Regions from separate parts of the Homo sapiens genome. Here regions 1, 2 and 3 are each linked to region 4. A link is a loop called in an ENCODE intact Hi-C map of the cell type or tissue named here. Cell type or tissue: OCI-LY7. All regions are shown on one strand. Links, peaks and the distances in the headings refer to the core of each region. The heading gives the core; the rest is flanking DNA. Region 1 overlaps GCLC-AS1 (GCLC antisense RNA 1). Region 2 overlaps ELOVL5 (ELOVL fatty acid elongase 5). Region 3 overlaps ELOVL5 (ELOVL fatty acid elongase 5). Region 4 has its middle 21 kb from the start of GCLC-AS1.

What was found. Peaks named below come from ENCODE experiments on the same cell type or tissue, not always from the same donor. Only the 100,000 strongest peaks of a DNase experiment are listed, where the experiment ranks them.
Region 1: a loop joins it to region 4, with 4 times the contacts of the local background. A loop is called at or near these places in 34 of 110 quality-filtered maps.
Region 2: a loop joins it to region 4, with 6 times the contacts of the local background. A loop is called at or near these places in 19 of 110 quality-filtered maps.
Region 3: a loop joins it to region 4, with 4 times the contacts of the local background. A loop is called at or near these places in 23 of 110 quality-filtered maps.

What each region holds. Positions count from the first base shown.
Region 1 is chr6:53,482,594-53,488,213 of GRCh38, forward strand. All of the region lies in intron 3 of GCLC-AS1 (GCLC antisense RNA 1), which reads left to right. Among named protein-coding and RNA genes, the nearest start is that of GCLC-AS1, 54 kb to the left of the region's middle. In OCI-LY7, for the core only: a CTCF peak has its summit at 2,262; a DNase peak (open chromatin) is centred at 2,228.
Region 2 is chr6:53,307,402-53,313,021 of GRCh38, forward strand. All of the region lies in intron 1 of ELOVL5 (ELOVL fatty acid elongase 5), which reads right to left. Among named protein-coding and RNA genes, the nearest start is that of MIR5685, 33 kb to the left of the region's middle. RefSeq lists enhancers at 2,470-2,579, 2,670-2,719 and a silencer at 5,050-5,344. In OCI-LY7, for the core only: no CTCF peak of the experiment used is centred there; DNase peaks (open chromatin) are centred at 2,370, 3,660 and 5,170; H3K4me3 peaks cover 3,885 bases; H3K27ac peaks cover 5,000 bases.
Region 3 is chr6:53,292,032-53,297,651 of GRCh38, forward strand. ELOVL5 (ELOVL fatty acid elongase 5) reads right to left here. Exons shown (of 8, transcript NM_021814.5): 2 at 3,611-3,676. The coding sequence starts at 3,668. Among named protein-coding and RNA genes, the nearest start is that of MIR5685, 18 kb to the left of the region's middle. In OCI-LY7, for the core only: CTCF peaks have their summits at 2,258 (motif pointing left) and 2,457; a DNase peak (open chromatin) is centred at 2,260.
Region 4 is chr6:53,407,291-53,412,910 of GRCh38, forward strand. No RefSeq gene overlaps it. Among named protein-coding and RNA genes, the nearest start is that of GCLC-AS1, 21 kb to the right of the region's middle. In OCI-LY7, for the core only: CTCF peaks have their summits at 3,571 and 3,771; a DNase peak (open chromatin) is centred at 3,551; H3K4me3 peaks cover 449 bases; H3K27ac peaks cover 660 bases.

The DNA of each region.
Region 1 (5,620 bases), core at 217-5,216, 75 kb after region 4:
GTAATAAAGAGAGATATTGGTGCCTCACTGCTCTAAAGGGCTTTGAGGAAACAGTTCTAGGCTCTCCACAGAATTTGGAAATGCATCCTGGGGGGGTGGACTGTGAAAAACATCTGAGACATAAGCTCTATGTGACACTTGGTGGGTACTCATGAACATTCAGGGTTCTTGAGGGCCTGAACTGCTTGTTTTGGTAGCCTTGCATTTTCAGGGCAACAATCCCTGGCATCGAGTGGACCCTCAAGAAATATTTGTTAGCTGCCAGATGCAACTTTCCGCTGTATTGTCAACACTTTTTCAAAACACGTCACTGAGGATTTCAGTAACTTCCCAGCAGCTACAAGGAATCTTGGGAACCTTTTCTCTAGGCAGAGCAGGCTATTTAATACCCCATTTGTAATAGGGTGATTTAAAGATACTTTGAAAGCCAATCTAAGAAAAGACATTTCTCCGATGGTGCCTGAAGTTCGATGCATAGAGGTTTTTCTTTCTGTTACCCTCACTAAGTTCTTTGAAAATGCCTACAGAAGGGGTGTTCATATCAGGCCCTTGTGCTTCACGAGAATAAGTTGATCGGGTAAAAATTTTCTCCATAAGAGAGACCACTATTGGGAGGGGGCAGCTGCCCAGTTAGGAGGGTTAGACTTGTCCTGCACCAATATTGTCAAGCAAGTGGGCTCAAGGGTCCCTCTGGACTCTCCTACTTAACCTTCACTATTGGCTTAAATATAGGAGTGACCATCCCCTCTCCAGAAACTGGCCTCAGTCCTGTAGCTTATTTCTTGGGATCAGTGACCCACCTCCACTTTCCACCACCTCCAGAGGCTCGAGAGAACCTGTCCCTGTCTAAACAGCCATTATTAAATGTGACTGTATTTTTTTCTCTATAGGAATGATGTATTTTCTATTTAAAAAAAAAAAAAAAAAACTCCCACAATCTTTGTGTGACTTGCATTTGAGAGCGGCCAAAGGACCTACTTGCAAAGCAGTGCAGAGGCTGACATTTACTGATAATCTGCCATGCACGAGGCACCCGGCCAGAGGGACGCTTCCTGTTCAAAATGACTGTTAGGCAGATGCTATCATTTCCATGTTACTGAGAACAAAGTTGAATCTCTGAGAGAGAAAAAAAGGAACATTCACAGGGTCACAAAGGTGGGTTGAATTCCAGAGACCCTGTTCTCTCTACAGCAAGGAAAATTACCCATACCCAGGAGAGCAGGGAAATGTCATAAATTCTTTGTATGCCCTCACTGCACTTTGCACAGGGCTTGGAGTCTTTGATGGAGAATGCATGTAACATAACCCACTGAAATTAAGCTTAAACAAAAATGATACTTTGCTGGGAGGGATCCTGGTCACCCCCTAAAATCCGAGGAAAGTTGAACAACCAGGCCTCAGTACCAAGAGTTCTTGGGTTTTATATCTGTCTAATGCTACACCCGCAACTGGACTAAATAACCTGCATCTCTGTCTCTTAGTCAGAGTTCTCAAGAGAGAGACCCTAATTGGCTCCTGGTCAGCCAATGAACTTCCTCCTCCTGAGTCAGGTGTTCACTTCTAGTCCAATCAGCTATGACCAAGAGTCAAGCAAAAGCAAAACTTCCGGGGGCTAATTCTGAAGTCTGCCCAATGGTGTCTACTGTACCCAGATATAATTCAATACATGTTTATTGTCTGGTGTTTTTTGTGTTCATTCGTTGCAACCAAGTTCTTTAAGAACCTTGGATACATCGTCCTTCATTTAATCATCAGGCGGGGGTTGATAGGCCATAGTGATCAAGAAAAATATGTGAAATTTCTATATGCCAGTTATCGCTGTGTTAAAAACCTTCAGAGCAAATTAAGAAAGGAGAAATAAACTATTTGTTCTCAAAAGCTTGGTTTCAAGGGGACCGAGGAAATGGGAAAAGCATCTGTGGACAAGGCTATTGTGCTTGCTGCTGGAAGACTACCAAGGCCAGTTACTAAACGGGTGGGCAGCAACAAGTAGTTGCTTTGTTTTTTTTTCCCCCATAGGAAGTTGTTGTCTCTGTTTTGCAAGTTTGTCAAATTTCTTTTGTTTCTGGGGTCAATAACCTAGATACTTGAGACTCTTTTTTTCCCCTTCCGAGGGTCCTAATTTTGCATTTTACGTAACACCAATCTTGACCAAAAGCTGATTTATTAAGGAGGTTTCTTCTGGGTTAGTTGTTGGTGCTGGAGGCTGCGTGTACATGACTTAGTCTTCTACTGCCACCATGAGGGAGATGCTGGAATTGCAAGGCTCTTTTAGTTATCAAATGTAAATTTTCATAAATGAAAGTGAGCACGTTTAAAATTATCTCTATCTATTTATCTATCTATCTGTCTGTCTATCATGTTCATATATATATAAAATGGAACAATCCACCTCCTAAAACATATCCTCTGAAAGGCTTAAAGAGATATATAGTATTGCCAAGTGTGTCTGAGTTAGGTAGGCGAGGGTTTGAGACCTGCCTCTGCCTACCACTACAACCGCCCTTACACTAGACATTTAAGTCTTCTAAGCCACAGGTGTAAAAATGGTCTGATAGTACCCATTTCACAGGGCTTGGTATTGAAAAAATGACATAGCCTGTGTCAGTCTCTAGCATTTGGTAAGTACTCAATAAATGATTACCATTGCTATCACCTGAAATTGACCACGGCTGAAAGTATTAGAAAAGCTTTCTGCAGGGAGAAAGAGGGGTGAGGGTGGAGGGTACCAGTAACCCCGTGAAAACAAACACCAGTGCACAACTGGAGTGGATGCTCAATAAACATATGAAAGGTTCAGGGGAAAGGGGTAAAGTCACCAGGGATGGCTCTAACAGCCAAAAGAGGGATGGAAAACACTCTTTTAAGCTGACCATTTTAGAGTCAAAGAACCAAAAATATAGAATGTTCGTGTGGTAAGGATTCTAGATATGTACTCCAGCTTTTTTTTTTTTTCAAGTGGGGCAACCGAGTGATTGAATCACTCTTCAAGTTAAAATGTTAATCAGCAGTAAAGTGGGACTAGAACCCAAGACTTTTGTTTTCTTTTCTTTTCTTTTTTTTTTTTTTTTGAGACAGGATCTAACTCTATTGCCCGGGCTGGAGTGCGATGGCACATTTGTAGCTCACTGTAACCTTGAAGCCCTGGGTTCAAACAATCCTTCCGCCTCAGCCTCCTGAGTAGCTGGGACTACACTCACACACCACTGTGCCCAGCTAATTTTTATTTTTTTGGGCAGAGACAGGAATCTCACTATATTGCCCAAGCTGGTCTGAAACTTCTGGCTTCAAGTGATCCTCCCGCCTTGGTCTCCTAAGGTGCTGGGATTACAGGCATGAGCCACTGTGCCCACCCCCTCAAGACTTTTGACAAATAATCCAGAGCTCTTTATATATAAGCACCAAAATATCAGTCAAGATTAGCCAAATCAGGATTGTCTTGGATTGAAAAAAAAAATGGGCAAGTTGCTTAACCTGATTATGCTTTAGTTTCATTACTGGCAAAATGGCAATCATAATATCCTACTGCAGGGGTTCTAGTAAAGACTGAGATGCCACATGGAAAGCATTTAGATTTGTGCAATAAATGTCCACTGGTATGATTATATGAGTACAGACTTCATCTGGTACAATTACACCGTCTCCTGAATGTGATCAACAAAACTTTGCCATCTCTAAAACCACTGGCTTCCTAACCCTGCCTCCATGATAAACTCTTTAATGGTGGGAACATTTGTACCTCTTTATACGTTCTCGTGCCTGTATAATTACCTTTTTAAAATTAAACTTTTAATTTTGAGGTAATTCTAGGTTTATATACAGTTATAAGAAATAATACAGAATGATCCCATGTACTCTTCACCCAATTTTTTTCCAGTGGAAACAGTTTGAAGAACTGTAGTACAGTATCACAACCAAGATATTGGCATTGACAAGATCGACCCATCTTATTCAGTTTCTCCTGTTTTACTTGTATGCATTTGTGTGTGTGTGTGTGTATTTAGTTCTATACAATTTTATCACCATTGTAGGTTCATGTTTCCACTTGACAGTCAAGACACCAAACAGTTCTATCTTTCATGAGGATCCCTTGAACTGGCCTTTTATAACCACACCAACCTCTCTCCTGTATCCCCCTGCCCCATCCTGAAACTCTAGCAACCAATTTGTATTGGGCTTTTTTTTTTCTTGATTATAATTCACTGGAGACTCATCCAGATTGCTGCCGATATCACTAGTTTATTCCCTTTTGTTGCTGAGTAGTATTCGATGAGATAGGTGAGTAGTATTAGATGAGATAGATGTACTGCAATTTGCTCAGCCATTCACTTCTTGAAGGACATCTGGGTTGTTTCCTGTGTTGGGCTAGTAGGAATAAAGCTGTTGTGAACATTTGTATACAGCTTTTGTGTAAATATAAGCTTTCATTTCTCTGGGATAAATGCCTAAGAGTGCAACTGCTGGGTCGAATGGTAATCACACATTTAGTTTTATAAGAAATTGCCTAACTGTTTCTTAGAGTGGCTGTACTATTTTATATCCCCACCAGCAACACACGAGTAATCAGGTGTCCTGTGTCCTTCCCAGCATTTGGTATTATCACTAGTTTTTTATTTTAACTCTTTAAATAGGCAAGTAGTAATACTCATTGTGGTTTTAATTTGCATTTCCCTAGTGGCTAATGATGTCAAACATCTTTTCACGTGCTTATTTGCCATCTGCCTCACCTCTTTGGTGAAATAGTTCTTTTATGACTTTTGCCCGTTTTATGATTAGATTGTTTGCTTTTCTCTGTTGAGTTTTGAGAGTTCTTCCCATATTTTAGATATAAAGCCTTGACATATTTTACTTTTAAAGTACACATCAACACTGGATTGTGAGCAGCATAACATACGTGGTACATAGTTGGAAGTAAAGCTCTCCTCAGCAAATGTAAAAGAACAGAAATTATAACAAACTGTCTCTCAGACCACAGTGCAATCAAACTAGAACTCAGGATTCAGAAACTCACTCAAAACCGCTCAACTACATGGAAACTGAACAACCTGCTCCTGAATGACTACTGGGTACATAACGAAATGAAGGCAGAAATAAAGATGTTCTTTGAAACCAATGAGAACAAAGACACAACATACCAGAATCTCTGGGACACATTCCAAGCAGTGTGTAGAGGGAAATTTATAGCACTAAATGCCCACAAAAGAAAGCAGGAAAGATCTAAAATTCACACCCTAACATCACAATTAAAAGAACTAGAGAAGCAAAAGCAAACACATTCAAAAGCTAGCAGAAGGCAAGAAATAACTAAGATCAGAGCAGAACTGAAGTAAATAGAGACATAAAAAACCCTTCAAAAAATCAGTGAATCCAGGAGCTGGTTTTTTTGAAAAGATCAACAAAATTGATAGACCGCTAGCAAAACTAATAAAGAAGAAAAGAGAGAAGAATCAAATAGACGCAATAAAAAATGACAAAGGGGCTATGACCACCGATCCCACAGAAATACAAACTACCATCAGAGGATACTATAAACACCTCTATGCAAATAAACTAGAAAATCTAGAAGAAATGGATAAATTCCTTGACACATACACCCTCCCAAGACTAAACCAGGAAGAAG
Region 2 (5,620 bases), core at 320-5,319, 100 kb before region 4:
AACTTCCTCATGTGATTAAATGAGTTAAGATATGTGAAATGCTTAGAATAGTGTGTGGCACAGCAAGTACCGTAAAAATGTTTCTATTATTATCATCATTACAGAGACCTTTGACAATGATCAGTTTCATATTCAATGTTTATGGAAGAGTTTTGCTAAGGCATAAACTGGAGTTCCCTGCAAGGTCCATGGCAGTGAAACATGCTCACATCCATACCTCACAGCTCTGTTATTTTCTATTTGGCATGGACTCACAAATGATACTTGTGAATCTGGGGATTTATAAAAGACTCTAGATAAATTCCTCTGAAATGTCAAGGAGATGCTGGTCACTGACTTCTCTGTGAGTAGAAGAGCAGGCCAGTGTCTATCCCAACCTTAGTACAGAGCAGAAATAAATCTGCATCTGATAAGCCTTTTTTTTTGTACTCCTGGCAACTAGCATATGATAGATGGCCAATAAACTTATTCATTTACCATAACTGAAAAGGGGGCTGAGTTGCCAAAGTCACAGAGGTTGGGTGGAGCCAGAATTTGAACCACATCTCCAACTCTATTGCCTATCATTCTTAAAATACCCCATGCAGTCTCTCAAGAGGACATCTTCATGTATTTACATAAAAGATGGTGACATGTGTTAGTATTGCCTGAATTCATATAGTTTTACGAGAAAAAGATACAGAACTATGTAGTTTTAAAATAACATTATCAAGTTAAAAAAAAAAGTTGTTTGGAAGAAGATGTTTGGTAACAGAGTTCTTTAAGATCTCTGTAATTAAGACCTAGATGGGAAGTAAAGGGGCAGCAATCCTCCCTGACCTCATTTTCATACTCTTCATCATCACTTCTACTGTATCTCAATCAGTGATAAAATTACAGGCTTATTTTTTAAGTGCTGTGATTATCAGTTATACTGTAATTATCTGTTTATCTGTCCACATCCTATTAGGCTCTAAGCTCTTCAACGGCAGAACCTCTGGTGTTCCCATTTTATCGCTAGAGTGTCTGGATCTGTGCCTGACCAATTATTGATTGCTCATTGAAACTAAGAGTGAATGAATGAATAATGAGTGGATCAATGAATGAATGACTTTCTAGAGTTTCATATCAATGGGCTCTCAAATCTGGTTGCATCTTAAAATCACCTAACAGCTTTAAAATCAGGTTTTTGGGATCCAATCCTAGAAATTCTAATTCAATAGATGCTAGGAAATATCTTTTTGAAAAGATCGTTAGGTAATTCTGGGAAACAGCCTGCTTTGGGAACCACTGCTATATATATCAATTAAGTTTTGGACTCTTACTAAAATCCCCTGCCACCCTTTAATTTTTATCACCCAGACGGTATCCATACACTGTATTACAGAGACAGAGCCTAGACTAGGATGATGGTCTCAAGGACAAGTTATTTTTTATTCCAACAAATTCTGCAGCAATTCCCTGTTTCCTCTAATTCCACCAGCTGGGGGGAGGGGATGCGCAGGTGGGGCGGGGGGCGGGGAGGCAATCATATTTTTTCAAACATCTCTCAAGCTGAAATAAAACCTCGTATCAAGATAGAGATCAGTTCTCATATTTTTCAAACACTGTGTGACATGGTACACATCACACATAACAAGCATACATTAATCCATCCTGCACCTGATGGATTTTTTACCGGTAAGCTCTTTTTTGGGGGATGCTGTTGCAGAAATATTACTATCAGTAGAGGAGATCCATAACACCATTACTACCAGGAGTCAACAGTGGCCAAGTCTATAAAGCTCTGTGAGAACAAGGAACGTATCTGTCTTGCTCCTTGTAATCCCTAGTAGCTGTTCTTGGGACACAGAAAGGAATTTAGTAACTCCCTGTTTCATCATATTGAACTGGGGCAGTATGGAACACTGCTGACAGGCTGCTGCTGCTGCTGCTGCCAAATCAAATGTTTGGCCAAGGACAATTCCATACATTCCTTGGAAGGAGGCAAGATGGGTGATAGGAAGAACCTGAACACTGGTTGAGAAACGTGGGCTCTGGCTCTATTATCATCAATCCTAAACTGAGCTGCTTCCTATTATATTCGTTTCATTACCTAGACTACAGGACCTCAAGCTTTCTTCAAGTAAATACGGTATCTATGGGAGGCAGAGTCTAAGATGCCCCCAAAGATCCTGGTACACCTGATACTCACACCCTTATGTAGTGCCCTTTCCCGATGAACCAGGGTTGTGTGTGTGACCAACAGAATAAAGCAAAAGGGATGGTATGTCGCTTCTGGGATTAGGTGATAACAGATGTTGTGGCTTCTATCTTGGTCAGCTGGCATGTTTCTGTCTGTGTTTCTAGGACCACTAGCTCTGGGGGAAGCCAGCTGCTATGCTGCAAACAGTCCTAGGGAGAGGACAATGTGGCAGGAAATAGGCCACCTGCCAACAGCCACCTGAATGAGCTCAGAAGCAGATCTTCTGGCCTGCTCAGCTTCAGATGAATGCAGCCTCATGAAAGACCCTGAGACAAAACCACCCAGGTAGGCCTTGCTGGGACTTCTGACCCTCAGAAAACGTGTGTGACAGTAAATGTTTCTGCATTTTAAGGTGGCAAATTTGGGGGTAATTTGTTAACAATAGATAAAAGCCTTAGAAATTAACAAGGTCAGTGGGGCTGGAAGAAGAGGTTCTTACAAGACAACTCTACTTCCCCTTGCTAGCCTTCCTTTTGGTTACCACACATAATTAAGGCACCAATTACAAGCACGGCCTAATAAAATATAAACCCTCCCCCTCGATTTAACTGGAACTGGGAAGAGAAGTGAAAAGGCTTATTATCTAAAGTATAGAATTTGGTTAGGAAAACAATACAACACTTTTGTTACTAGCCTGAGACAAGGGATCTAACATTTACTAAGAGCCTACTACGTAGCTGGCTTTTCAAAGACTCACTAAGGAAATATCCCTATTTTCTAGACGAGGAAACTAAAGTTCAGAGATCTTAAGTAGTTAACTCTAGGTTTATATGGCTTAGGGTAGGCAACTGTTCTGTTTTTCTTGGGGGATTTTCCGGGATGTAAGGCTTTCAGTGCTAAAATCAAAAAATTTTCGGGCACACTGGGAAGACTTAATCACATTACTTACTGTTAAGTAGCTCACAAAGTTAAGTTACTTAAATTTGTAGTTGGTCCAAAACTTGTGCTCTTTACAATTATCACAAGTTGATTTTTTTGTTGATGTTGTTAATTTGGAGACAGGGTCTCGCTCTGTTCCCAGGCTGGTCTGGTTTTCAACTCCAGGGCTCAAGCAATCTGCCTGCCTTGGCCTCCCAAAGTGCTAGGATTACGGGAGTGAGCCACTGCACCCAGCCAATCACACAGTTGATTTTTAAAAGTACATCTTAAAGCTATTATTTGGCAGCTTATGATCTGCAACAAATTTCGAACTGTTACCTACTAAAAAGAAAACCACAAACCCCTCCAGACTTTATCTCACAATACACACAGAAAAGACCGTTGGTTTTTTCTGTGAAAGGGTAAATAATTGCTATTCATATGATACATACTAGCATGGAAATTTTTCAGCTTAAAGGATTCTGCAAATTTCTGTTCCAAAATAGCAACTGAGTCCACAAACGACACTGGTAACTCCCCTCTGTACCTCAACAGACTCTCCAGTGTGGCTAAATGAGCTGACAGGTGACTGGGTGGGCTCTTCACAGAACTTCACATCAAGTCTGGTGCTCTGGCAGGAGAGGTAGGCAGTTACACAATTTTCTCTTCCACAAAAGCCTAGAGACAGCCAACTGACACCACTGGAAACTTCAACATAAACAGCGCTCCTGTGGCTGTCCTACCTGGTAGGTAAGCAAGGCAGTGTTGCCAAAACAGCTCTTTTTAAAAAAAGACCCATGTAATAACCACTGGGGTAGCTATAATCATAAAAACAGAAAATAACAAATACTGGCCAAGTAGATGGAGAAAGTGAAATACTCAGGCGCTTGCTGTTGGCGGGACTGTCAAATGGTACATCTGCTGTGGAAAATAGTTTGGCAAGTCTTCAAAAAGTGAAACACAGAATTACCATATGACCCAGCAATTCCACTCCTAGGTATATACCCAAAGAAATGAAAACACACATTCACTCTAAAACCTGTACACAAATATTCATAGTAACATTATTTATAACAGTCAAAAAGTAAAAACAACCCAAAAGTCGATCAACTGATTAATTAATAAACAAAATGTTGTACATTCATACAATGGAATGTTATTTGGCCATTAAAAGGAAGACAGTACTGACATTTGCTATATCATGAATGAATCTGGAAAACATTATGCAAAGTGGAAGATGCCAGACACAAAAGGCCACAGATGATTCAATTCATATGAAATGTCCAGAATAGGCAGATCCATCAGTGGTTGCCAGGGGCTGGGGAAACGAAGGAATGGGAAGTGACCGATACTGTTTATGATGTTTCTTTCTAAGGTAATGACAATGCTCTGCAATTAGATATACTTAAAAATTAAAAATAACTTTAAGAAAAGGAGAGGTACTTTAAAAAAAGGTTTAATATTTTATACACTCAAGCCTACTGCTAGCAATCTACACTAAGGAAATACAAGCAGATGTGCACTAAGATTGACTTATGATTGTCATCAGTGATATTTGTAACAAAAACTGAAAGGTGGTTAGCCTTCAAGTATCCATCTAGAAGTAACCTTCTAGATGAAACCTTCCGTAACCTAGAAGTAACCTTCTGCTACAGAAATTATAGTATAGGAATATAATTAAATATCATGCCATAATTCAAATGAAGCTATTGGGCATTTATTTTAGAGAAATGAAAACTTTATGTTCATATAAAAACCTGTACACGAATGTTCACAGCAGCTTTATTCTAGCTAGAAACTAGAAACAAACAAGATACTCTCCAACAGGTGAATTGTTAAAACAAACCATGGTATATCCACACCACGGAACGTTACTCAGCAATAAAGAACAAACCTGATACATTCAACAACCTGAATGAATCTCTAAAGAATTAAGCTAAGTGAAAAGGGCCATCCATTTATAAAACACTTTTGAAATGACAGAACTATAAAGATAGAAAAGAGATTAACAAATTGCCTGGGGTTACAAAGGGTGTGAAGGCAGGATGGAAGAGGATGTGGTTATGAAGGCCACATGTGCTGATAGCAATGTTGTGTATCTGGACCGTACTAATGTCAGTATGCTGGTTGTGATATTGTGCTGCAGTCCTGTACAATGTTACCACTGGGGGAAACAGGGTAGAGAGTACTTGGGATCTCTGTATTATTTCTTACAACTGCATATGAATCTACAATTCTCTCAAAAAGTTCAATTTTTTAAAAAAATCTACGACCATGAGAAAAACAAACTAGGCTGAGCATTTGATTTTTTAAAAATTCAATCAACTTCCCCAACCCAATCACATGTGGTGGTGACTTTTTTGGCACCTGTAACTGTAAAGGAAGGTTTATGTTGGCAAGGAATAGTCTGAACTATGACTCCATTCACAAAAGTTTAAGACTTTACCTAAATGCAGGTGTTTCAAATACTCATTTTCACAGTGGTCTGATGAAGCTTCCCAGTAAACATTTTCTTATTCAGACTACTCAGGTGATGGG
Region 3 (5,620 bases), core at 278-5,277, 120 kb before region 4:
TCTAACCATGATGATATAAAAGTCACCTGGTATTCATGTTCTTAATTCCAATAAAGCAATCAGGAGAGGAGGCATGGATTTTCAATACATATCAAACAAGGTGAAGCTCCTTGTTACATGCTCTGAATAACAATGTATTATTCATGATTTTTGCTCAGTAAAATAATAATACAAATATTCTTTCCAAAGAACTTAAGAAGAAAACAAGGAGAAGGCTACACTTCCCATTAATTGGATTTATTAACCAGGTATACCAGATTACACATAGGGTGATAAAACCCAAGAAATGGCAGTCATTGAACTCTGAAGTCCTCCATCTCAGCTGTGTGTCAGTCGGCAAGTGTGGCCAGCACATGCAGACTCAGAAAACGTGCTGCTTAGCCACGTTAGTGAAACTGGCACTAATTAGAAAGGCAGCCTTTGCTATGAGTGTAATGGTCAACAGCAGAGAGGACAATGATTTAAAAACAAAACAAGGGCTGGGTGTGGTGGCTCATGCCTGTAATCCCAGCACTTTGGGATGCCAAGGCGGGTGGATCACCTGAAGTCAGGAGTTCAAGACCAGCCTGGCCAACATGGCAAAACACTATCTCTACTAAAAATATAAAAATTGGCCAGGCATGGTGCTGCACACCTGTAATCCCAGCTACTTGGGAGGCTGAGGTGGGAGAATCGCTTGAAATTGGGAGGAAGAGGCTGCAGTGAGCTGAGATCGTACCACTGCACCCCAGCGTGGGCAACAGAGTGAGACTCCGTCTCAAAAATGAAAATAAAAACAAAACAAAACATGAAGGTGAAGCAGCAATGATCAGATAAATGCCTATTTAAAGGGCAGTATTTAACAAACTGAGGAGTAGTAGCATGAGAGCGAAGACCTAGGCGGATCCAGAGGAGATACTGGTATAGGAAGGGCCTCTCCTGCCCCTATTCCTTTTCTTAGGCAGGGAGGAGGGAGAGGGAAACAGGTCAGCCGCCAGCAGCAAACTGACAACCTCTTCTTGGATGGCGGGAAACTCCTTGGCAGCCAGAGCCCCTAAGTGTTATGTGTCCCCTGAAAGATTCAGCTTCATACTCTGGCTGACCCCAGGAAGCTACCTCTGAAAAGCATGCTCCCCTTTGAACCCTGCTATGATGTTCCCCGAAAACCTGTGGCTCCTCAATCTTAACTACCCGCCAAGGCTCACAACTCCAGAACATGAGGCACATGCAGCATTCACCTACTGCGTCTTCAGAGAAGCAGCAGTTGGGAGGACAGCCTTTGCCATTTCTTTAATTTTTTTATTATTCATTTATTTATTTATTCTGAGACGGAGTCTCACTCTGTCGCCCAGGCTGAAGTGCAGTGGCGTGATCTCAGCTCACTGCAACCTCTGCCTCTAGGGTCCAAGCGATTCTCCTGCCTTAGCCTCCAGAGTAGCTGGGACTATAGACACACACCACCACACCCCGCTAATTTTTGTAATTTTAGTAGAGACCAGGTTTCACCATATTGGTCAGGCTGGTCTGGAACTCCTGACCTCAGGGGACCCACCTGCCTTGGCCTCCCAAAGTACTGGGATTACAGGAGTGAACCACCACACCCGGCTCTGCCCTTTCTTTGACCCCTCCCAGACTGGACCATCTTGCTACTCTCTCCAGTCGTTTTCACCTTGATTTCACAGAACAAGAACAGGCTCAATAAAGCATATGTCCACGTGGGGAACTGTCAGTCAGTCTTCCTTTCTTGCACTGTACACACTAAACTTTCCCAGCATTTCTCTCATGGCTGGCTTGCTTTGGCTTCAGAGGGACATGCCCTCCACACCCTCCCCACTAGTTATGCTATGGTCACGGAGGGTGTTACTGTCAGTCCGGCAGAACTGGTTGTGCTTAGAAGTCATTCAGGGAAATGGCTGGCCCCAGGGACTTTAAGGGGATGCTTAACACCTTTTGTTCTCAGCTTTGGGCCTTGGCTGTCAATTTTAAGAAAACCAGTTCCCACTTAGCAACTAACATCAGACTGTTATTTTGTATGAACATATATATCACAAACAATAAATACACACAAATCTCCCTATTTTAACTTAAACCTCTGATTTACACTTTGCTTTATTCATTTTCCCACAAATACTCATCTTTCCAAATTGGCACATATTCATCCTCCCACACCGCACAGTGCTTCCCGGGCACCTGACCCGAACTCCAGCCCCAGGTAGAGAATCCTTAGGATCTAGTCAATCTGTGGTGGTCCTAACCCCCTCTGGTGGCTGGTTCAGGCAGGGGCATGTGAAGCAATTGTGGCCAGTGAGTTTTGAGGGATGACAGCTGGCAAAGAGCTCTGGGAAACAACTTCTTTATGCTTAAAACCACACAAATGAAACATTTTTTCTTCTTCCTCTGAATGTGCTGCTTGGAGCTGCTGTAGCCATCCTACAACTGTGTGAAGTGGGGGACCCATTCTGAGGACAGAGCTGCTGATACCTGGAAGTGGCAAAGTAGAAAATGACAAGAACAAGGATCCTTGGTTACATCATACAGTCCCTGAAATAACTACGGAATTGCTCCACCTGGTAATGCAAGCTAATAATTATTATTATTATTTTAGCCATTTAGAGTTGGATTTTTTGTCCCTTACAGCTAAAGTAAGGCACTATCCCAACCCAAGCACATACAGATGGATCTAACTTATTCTTTTTTGTTCTTTTCAATGGGCCATACACTAATTTACAGAACCTCTCCCCTACTGACAGGCATCCAGATGATTCCTTGAAAAACAATGCTGTAATGAGCATCCTGATATGTATCATTGCATAACTAATCAAGGCTAGCCACAGGATAAAGTATTAGGAGTAGAATGGCTAGGCAAAAGGGCATGTGCATTTTAATTCCAACAGAAGGCAAAACAGCCTTTCAGAGAGGTTGTACTCTTTCTCCACGCCTTCACTATTATCACTATTATCATAGGTGACATGAAACCTATTATTTCATCTCTGCCATGTTAATAGACTAAGTCCTTTTGTTATTTCTTTTGTGTTTTAAAAATCATGAGAAACTGAGATTCTTTTTGTCTGTTTAAAAGCCATTTCTAGTTTTTCTGTGAGCCTAAGAAGTTCTTTATACAAAAGACTTTAAAAGACTTTTACAGATGACATCAAAAGAAGGCAATATGAAGCTGATTTACTTTCTAAAAGATACAGCAAGTAAGGTTCAGGTGCATATTTACCAGTGAGTTAACATGATACAAAATGAGAAGACCTTAAAAAGCCCTTAAAATTGTAAAAGGGGAAAGGTTTTAAACTCCTATTGCAACACTGCATTTTGGAAACTAGTTTTTCTTAAAGACTGCCAAGAATTGAGAAAAAAATGCCACTGATAATGGTGAAATCTATAGTATTCTCAGGCTACAAGCTTTACAGCATATTTTTAAACTCCAGTTAAAGTCAACGGAGGACCACCCACAGCAGGTGTCTCTGTCAGAGACTTCTCCAAATTCCTTGTTATCCAGGATAAAGTTTTAGACTTATCATAGAAAATGCTAACATTTTCTACTATCTCCTCATGCAATATTTACAAGGGACTATAGGCAGGGAGTGATGCTGCAGAAGGTAAGCAAAACCAAAAACCACCTTACCTCGAGGGCCTAGCAATGCCTTGAAATAGGTACTAAGTGATGCATCAAAATGTTCCATTTGAAAACCTATTAAGAAAAAAAAAGATACTGATTAATCTCTACTCAAAATGTTTTTTATACAGTATTTTTTCATAAAAGAATAAATTCTTTTCAAAGAATATGCTACAGACAAGGTTAAGTTCAGTTCCTTAGGTTAAAAGAATTTAATTCACAGAAGTGACTTCTGTGCTAGATCTAACTTGAAGATCAAAAGGAAAGACACAATTCTGTGAGTTCACTTTATAAATGAAGTGCCAGTTTTCTGAACTTCTTTTCTTAGTTCCATAAAAACTCTTTCCGTGAAGCTGAAATCTCAGTGGGGAAAAAAGTGGAACTAACTGGAATGAGAGGTGGCAGACAGGAAGAGATCCTGTCTGGGCAACAACTGAGGACTTGAGGTAAGACAAGGAAGAGCCATATCAGGGAACAGAATGCCACAGTGACAAGACAGTTTTTTCCGCTTGTTACTTTTATCAATTATTATTTTACAGTACTTCATATCTACAGTAAAAAAAAATTCAAGTATTAAAAATTAAAAAAAAGGGGCAAAAATCTCATTACTTCCCTCAACCTCAATCCCCAAGCCACGCATCACAAGGAACCTAATGGTAACATTTCTTCAATATACTTCCAGAGATTTCTCCTCTTTTGAGCACAAAGAGGTCATGCTAAATGGATGTTTTCACAATTGTGGGTGAAATCTACCATTAGTAGATGATCATGTCAACTTAGCATTAAAAATAATAATTGATCATAGTAGAGAATCAGAATGCTTTGCTCTCAGTGAGAATGAATATAGTTTTATAAAACTTTAGTTTTATTATATCATATTTATAAGTATAATGTACTTAGCTGTGATGTAAAATATATTCTTACTGTGGGGATCACAGTTAAAAAAAACTAAAAAAACACTATTATATATAGAAGTGTGTATATATTACTTGCTTATTTTCACTTAATAAAACATCTTGAGATACCAGTTAAAGATTTACCTCCATCTTCTAAGATTCTATAGCTCCCTACCTTCCCCAATTTAAGATTTACATTTAGAGGGTAGCTAATCAACTTTTCATATGCATACTGACTAGATTTTCCAACTTTCCTGGCCATTCTTCTTACAGGAATAATCATCAATATTATAACGTCCAAGGGCAAAGGCAGAACTGATTTTATTAACTAAGCTGTTAATCATTTAGCAATACTTCTCTTCCTTGGCTTGCCACACTGAAGCGTTATGTATTCACTGGCTAATTTTAAGATAAACTACTTTATCCACGAAATCATCTAATGGTTGTAGTAGTTACAATTAAGTCAATCCAGATGAGATGGGACGTAGAGATAGGAGGAGCCATCAATGACACTTTCAAAGTAGTTAACAGGGTTCTGTCCTGACAGCTTTCCTGCCCAAGGGTGATTGGGGAGGCTGCTGACACCAATTCATGGCTGGAAACGAAGGCACCAGCTCCCTGAAGGCACCAGCTCCCCGAAGGCACCAGCTCCCCATACCCATCTGCCAATAACCAGGTCAGCCACCTTTGCCCCTCAATAGTTACAAAACCTTAGCACAAGGTCACTTCTGCAATCCAACAATTAAGATTTTAACATACAGTAGTCCCCTCTTAATCCACAGTTTTGCTTTCTGAGATTTCAATTACCTGAAATCAACCATGGTCTGAAAATACGAGGTGGGAAATTCCAGAAATAAACAATTCATAAGTTGTAGATTGCACACAGTTCTGAGTAGCATGATAAAATCTCCCGCAGTCCCACTCCATCCTGCCTGGGATGGGAATCATCTCTTTGTCCAGCGTATCCTCACCGTAGACACTTCTTCACCCTTGAGTCACTTTGTAACCTTCTGGGTTATCAGATCAACTGCCTCAGGATCGAAGTGCTCATGTTCAGATAACTTTTACTTTACTTAATTGTTCGATTTAATTATTAGTTATTGTTGTTAATCTTACTTTGCCT
Region 4 (5,620 bases), core at 464-5,463:
GATCAGAGGGGAAGGACATTACAGGCTGAGGAACCATTCTATCAAAACCACAAGAGCAAGGAACAACATGATGTGTATGAGGATCTGCAAATATTTTTATATTCTGGCATGTAAAGTGCCTAGTAGAAGTGGTGAGAGATGAGACTGTGTAAGTAGGCAAAGACCAGATCACAGAGAGCCTTGCGTTAAGAAGTTTATACTTAATCTGGAGAATACAGGAGTTCCACTGAAGGATCTATGCAAGGAAGTAACACGGACACGTTATCATTTTAGGTAGATTATTCTGGTAATAATGTGGAGGACAGATTTGCAGAAACATCTGCAAATAGATGTAGAATAAAACCTGAACTAAAATAGAAGTGGGCATGGAGTTGGGAAATATACAGGCAATAAAACCAGCAGGACCTGACAATTGATTCAGTGTCTTGTTTTGAGGAAGGGAGAGGAGTGAGGGTAACATGGTTTTCTGGGTTGGGTGTGTGGAGGTGCCATCTTAGAGCTAGATAATGTGAGAAGATGTGCAGATTTGGTGGAAAAAATGATGAAGTCACTTTTGGATGAGTCTGAAATGGTTGTGGGATGTCCAGCAGGCAGCTGGAAAAAAAAACTATCTGAAAAGGAAGGGACCTGGCTTCAGATGTCCCTGCCAGCAGTCATTAGTCACCTGCATCTGGCTGTCCCCCTAAGGTGCCAAGTGGTAGCAGATGCAGCCCTGGATGGACAGGTGCAAAGTGAAAGAAATGCCAGTTCTCTGGAAAGGCTTCTGTGGGTTTAAAGCCTAGCTCCATAATTCTTGCTCTTCAGTCTACTCCTGCAAAAATGACAGATCTGTTGGCTAGTTAACAGTGAATTTCGTTGATTCTGGTACCTTGGACTCTAGGAAGACAGTAAGTTAAAAATAGAAAAGATGTCTTAAGACCTTTTTTCATATAACAGACTTATTTCTGATGCTTTTTGCCCCTGAAACTTGTTTATTAGAATTTATCCAGCCTGTCTGGAGGGTGAATAAAGTAGACCTAAAATAAAGACAATTTCTCCCTTGATTGAAGGAGGAGATTGGGCAGCACAGAGAGAGGGGAGAGAAGGTGGTGCAGAGAGCCTTCAGGCAGGCCACAGATTCTCAATTTGTTTAACCTGGTCTTCATTTGAGGCCATAATTTTTCTTCAGTCTTTTTCTCATTGTCCTGGAGTTCTGTCCTTACAATTTCATTAAACATTCAACTTTACTGGGACCTTACTATGTGCCTAGTACTGTTGAATGTGCTTGAGATGTAAAAATGACCAAGATACAGCTCTTGTTCTTAAGAAATTCAGCTTGGAATAGCAGTTCTCAATGCCAGCTGCACTCTAGAATCACCTGGAACTTTAAAAACATCCTAGTGCCTGGGCCCCACGCTAGACCTATTAAATCCAAATCCCTGGAGTAGAGTTTCAACACTAGAAGTTTTTAAAGACCTTTTTACTAAAATTCAAGTGTATATAAAGATAAAACAGTATAATGATGGCCTCTCCCCCATGTACATGTCACCCAGATGAAACAATTATCAAATCATGACCAATCTTATTTCTTTTATAACTTCCCTCCCTCACTCCAACTATTAAATTATTTTATGGAATAAAATAATTTAAAAAGTATATAATCTCATTTTTTATTTCTTTGATATATAGCTTTAGAAATTGTTTTCAAAACACAATATCTTGATCATACCTAAAACAATAAATAAAATTGCTTACATCATCAATAACCTGCCAGTTGTCAAATTTCCTCAATAGTCTTTTTTTTTTTTTTTTTTTTTGAGACCAAGTCTTGCTCTGTGGCCCAGCTGGAGTGCAGTGGTGTGATCTCTGCTCATTGCAACCTCTGCCTCCTGGGTTCAAGTGATTTTCCTGCCTCAGCCTCCTGAGTAGCTGGGATTACAGGGGTGTGCCATCACACCTGGCTAATTTTTGTATTTTTAGTAGAGATGGAGTTTCACCATGTTGGCCAGGCTGGTCTCCAACTCCTGACCTCAAATGATCCGCCTGCCTCAGCCTCCCAAAGTGTTGGGATTACAGGTGCGAGCCACCGCACCCAGACTTCAATTATCTTATGAAAAGTTTTTGCTGCCGTTTTATTTGAATTAGGTCTAAGTAGTATCCATACACTGCATTTCGTTAACACGCCTCTTACATTTCTTTTAATCTAGAGATTCCTCCTTACTCATTTTTCTCTTCTTCACAAGTTTTTTTTTTTTTTTTTTTTTTTTTTTTTTTTTTTAAAGAAAACCGGTCATCCAGGCTTTCTTTAATGATGAGAAGAAATGGAAGTATTTGCCTGTTCACATTCTTGAATGCTATAGGGTTCTCCAAGTTGTAGATTAGAAAATGCTTTAATTTGAACTCTGAAACATTTCCAGGCAAAAGCAGCATTACATGGTCTTTGTATGCCTTGAATCTTGGCATTGTCTTGGATGTGCGATGAATGTATGTATGCTCCAGCATACAAACATTCTGTTTCTGAAACAAACTTCAGAAAAAGTTTGTTTCATTGGCATTAAACATTTGTTCTGGTAAATATTTCTCATCCACAATTATCCTATGCAGCTCTTTTTTTCTTTTCTTTTCTTTTTTAAAGCTTTAAGACATTCAATATGGCATTTGCTGCCTCACTGCTGATCTTCACATTATGAAAATTATGAGCCATTTGAAGCACTGGAACAGCCCATGACTTGCTATAAATATTTGCATATAGGTGGGATCATCAGAATGTTTTTTAGTGTATAAAAAAGAGTAGAGGCCGGGTGCGGTGGCTCACCCCTGTAATCCCAGCACTTTGGGAAGCTGAGGCGGGTGGATCACGAGGTCAGGAGATCGAGACCATCCTGGCTAAAATGGTGAAATCCCATGTCTGCTAAAAATACAAAAATTAGCTGGGCATGGTGGTGGGCACCTGTAATCCTAGCTACTCGGGAGGCTGAGGCAGGAGAATGGCTTGAACCTGGGAGGCAGAGGTTGCAGTGAGCTGAGATCGCGCCACTTCACTCCAGCCTGGTGACAGAGCAAGACTCTGTCTCAAAAAAAAATAAATAAATAAAAAAATTCTTGCCTTAGCCTGGATTGTCTGCGGTTTAAGTGGTACTTAAACTATATCTGATACTTCTGTATCTGGTCTTCCATCCATGTGACAAGTATTTTTTCATATCATCAGTTGGCGCAGCTCTTTTCTTCCTAACAACAGTGAATTTAACCAATATGGATGATTTCACTGCATCACTGATTCACTTCTTATCCTTTGAGATGGTTGAGATTGTGGATGTGAAAGTCCTAATTCAAATGCAGTGGCTATTACTGGCTTGTCACGTTCATGCTGGGCAATTACTCTTGAGTTTTATCTTGAGAAACTCAGAAGTAATTTGCCTTCCTCTTCTTATCAGAAGCAGGAGAACACGGATGGGCATTTTGTAGACATGGTAAGATGTGGAAACACAAGACTCAATATTCAAAAAATGCTGGCAACACAGTAGTACACTGTAGAGTATCGGCTGTTTACCCCTGTGACCATGTGGTTGGCTGGGAGCTGTGGCTCACTGCCGCCACCCAGCATTGCGAGTGAGAATTGTACTACATATTGCTCGCAGGAAAAAGATCAAAATTCAAAATTCAAAGACAGTTCCTACTGAATGCGTATAGCATTTGCACCATTGTAAAGCTGAGAACCAAGTCGGGGACTGTCTGCATTTTCTCCTCTAAAAAACTTCATATTTCTTAACTGTTCACAGAAAAGGCTTATACAAAATAATCAATTTGGGAGCAATGGCACCTTTAAGCCCAGACTGTAGTCTCTAAACATTGCTTCTCACCAAAAAAATCCCCAAGCTCCTTGGAGAAATGAACAGTCCAAGTCTGGAGCAGGAAAGGAGATAAGCCTAGAATTTCTCTGTCTTTCTCGTATGAACTGTACCTCAAGATATACAAGGAGTGGATGAAGAAAAGTTCTTTATAGAAAAATTCTAACTAATAAATGAAAAAGGAATAAAATAATTCGATTATAGCCATTTTGTAACTTTTAATGAGATAATGGATCTAAGTAAAATATGTTTAGCTTCATTTGTTTCATCTTACCTATTTTACAATTTTATTCTAAAAGTAGTAAAAATTTTGGGATCTGCCTTATCTCAGTCTTTAGGATGTTCTTTGCCTGCCTCTAACATTCCTGTATCTTGAGTAGCAAGTGGTCAGGCTGAAGTGAAAATTCTTTAGTCATCACAAGGAGGTTGTACTGTTATCATGGGTGCCGGTTCAGCCTTCTCGTCAATGAAGCTACCCCTTCCTGGGAAACTCCTGCCAGGTCATTAATAACAACAAAGGAATTCTATTCCAGGAGGCCTTACTCCCTGGGTCTCTTGCTGCTGAAGACTTTATGGGATTTCCATGAGCAATTAGTGATTAACTATCCCAACAGCTGGCCATGTTGCTCCAAGAGGATTTGTCCTGCTACCTAGTTGGACTTTGATCTCTGATCTGTTGATTACTACTTTAATCCATTTTGTGCTGCTCTATTAGGATACTGAGACTGGATAACTTATAAAGAACAGAGGTTTATTTCCTTCTTATAGTTGTGGAGGCTGGAATGTCCAAGATAGAGAAGACTGCAATTGGCCAGGGCCTTCTTGTTGTGTCATCCTATGGTGGAAGGCAGAAAGGTGAGAGGGAGAGAAGGAAGAGGGGAAGGGGAGCTGAATTTATTCTTTTATTAGGAACCCTCTCCCACAATAACAATAGTCCGTTCATGAGGGTAGAGCCCTCATGACCCTAATAACCTCTTAAAGCTCCCACCTCTCAACACTGTTGCATTGGGGATTAAGTTTCCAAAACACAAACTTTGCAGGGGACACATTCAAACTGTGGCGATTTCCTTCCAGAAACGTATGGTGGCTGCTTGGCCAGATGCCCAGCTCACTGCACTAGTTGAGTGCAAAAATGGATAAATTGGCTACGTAGAGTTATGTCAGGCTTACTAGCACAAGATCCATGAGAAAACATTCATGGACACAGGGTTGGTGTCCCATTGTCCATCCTAGACAGAACTAAACACAAGACATCCTCATCCTTGTGTTGTGAGGCATTTAAGATGAAGTATTGGCCCATCCCCCATGATCACACCTGGGTGCCACAGCAATGTGGGGTGGTATCACCTGGTCTCTGGTCCTATCCTGTCAGATCAGTTTCCAGGTTGGGAGAATCACCACCCCCTCTCATAGTGCAATCAGAGGGCTGGCGTCCAAGCCTAACAATTTCAGCTCTTTTATTAGGTAGCATATGAGTGGCAAGATTTTCCATGTGCATTTTCAGGACTGAAGGACTTCCAGCCCCAGCACTAGCATCATGGGGGTGAGGGAGATTCTGGAATCTAAGTCAACCAGAATTGATTGTCTTAAGCACAGGGTCACAGTGGTTTCCAGGGAGCTTCACAAGAGGCCCTTTCCTTTTCTGGGAGACTAGCCTGCACAGGGTTTGTCTTGGGCAAATTAATTCTTTCCTCTCTGGATACTTGGGTTGTTTCTGGGCATTTACTGTTGGAAATAGCACAGCAATAAATAGCCTTGTGCTCACTTCCCTTGGGAAATGTACCATCGTATCT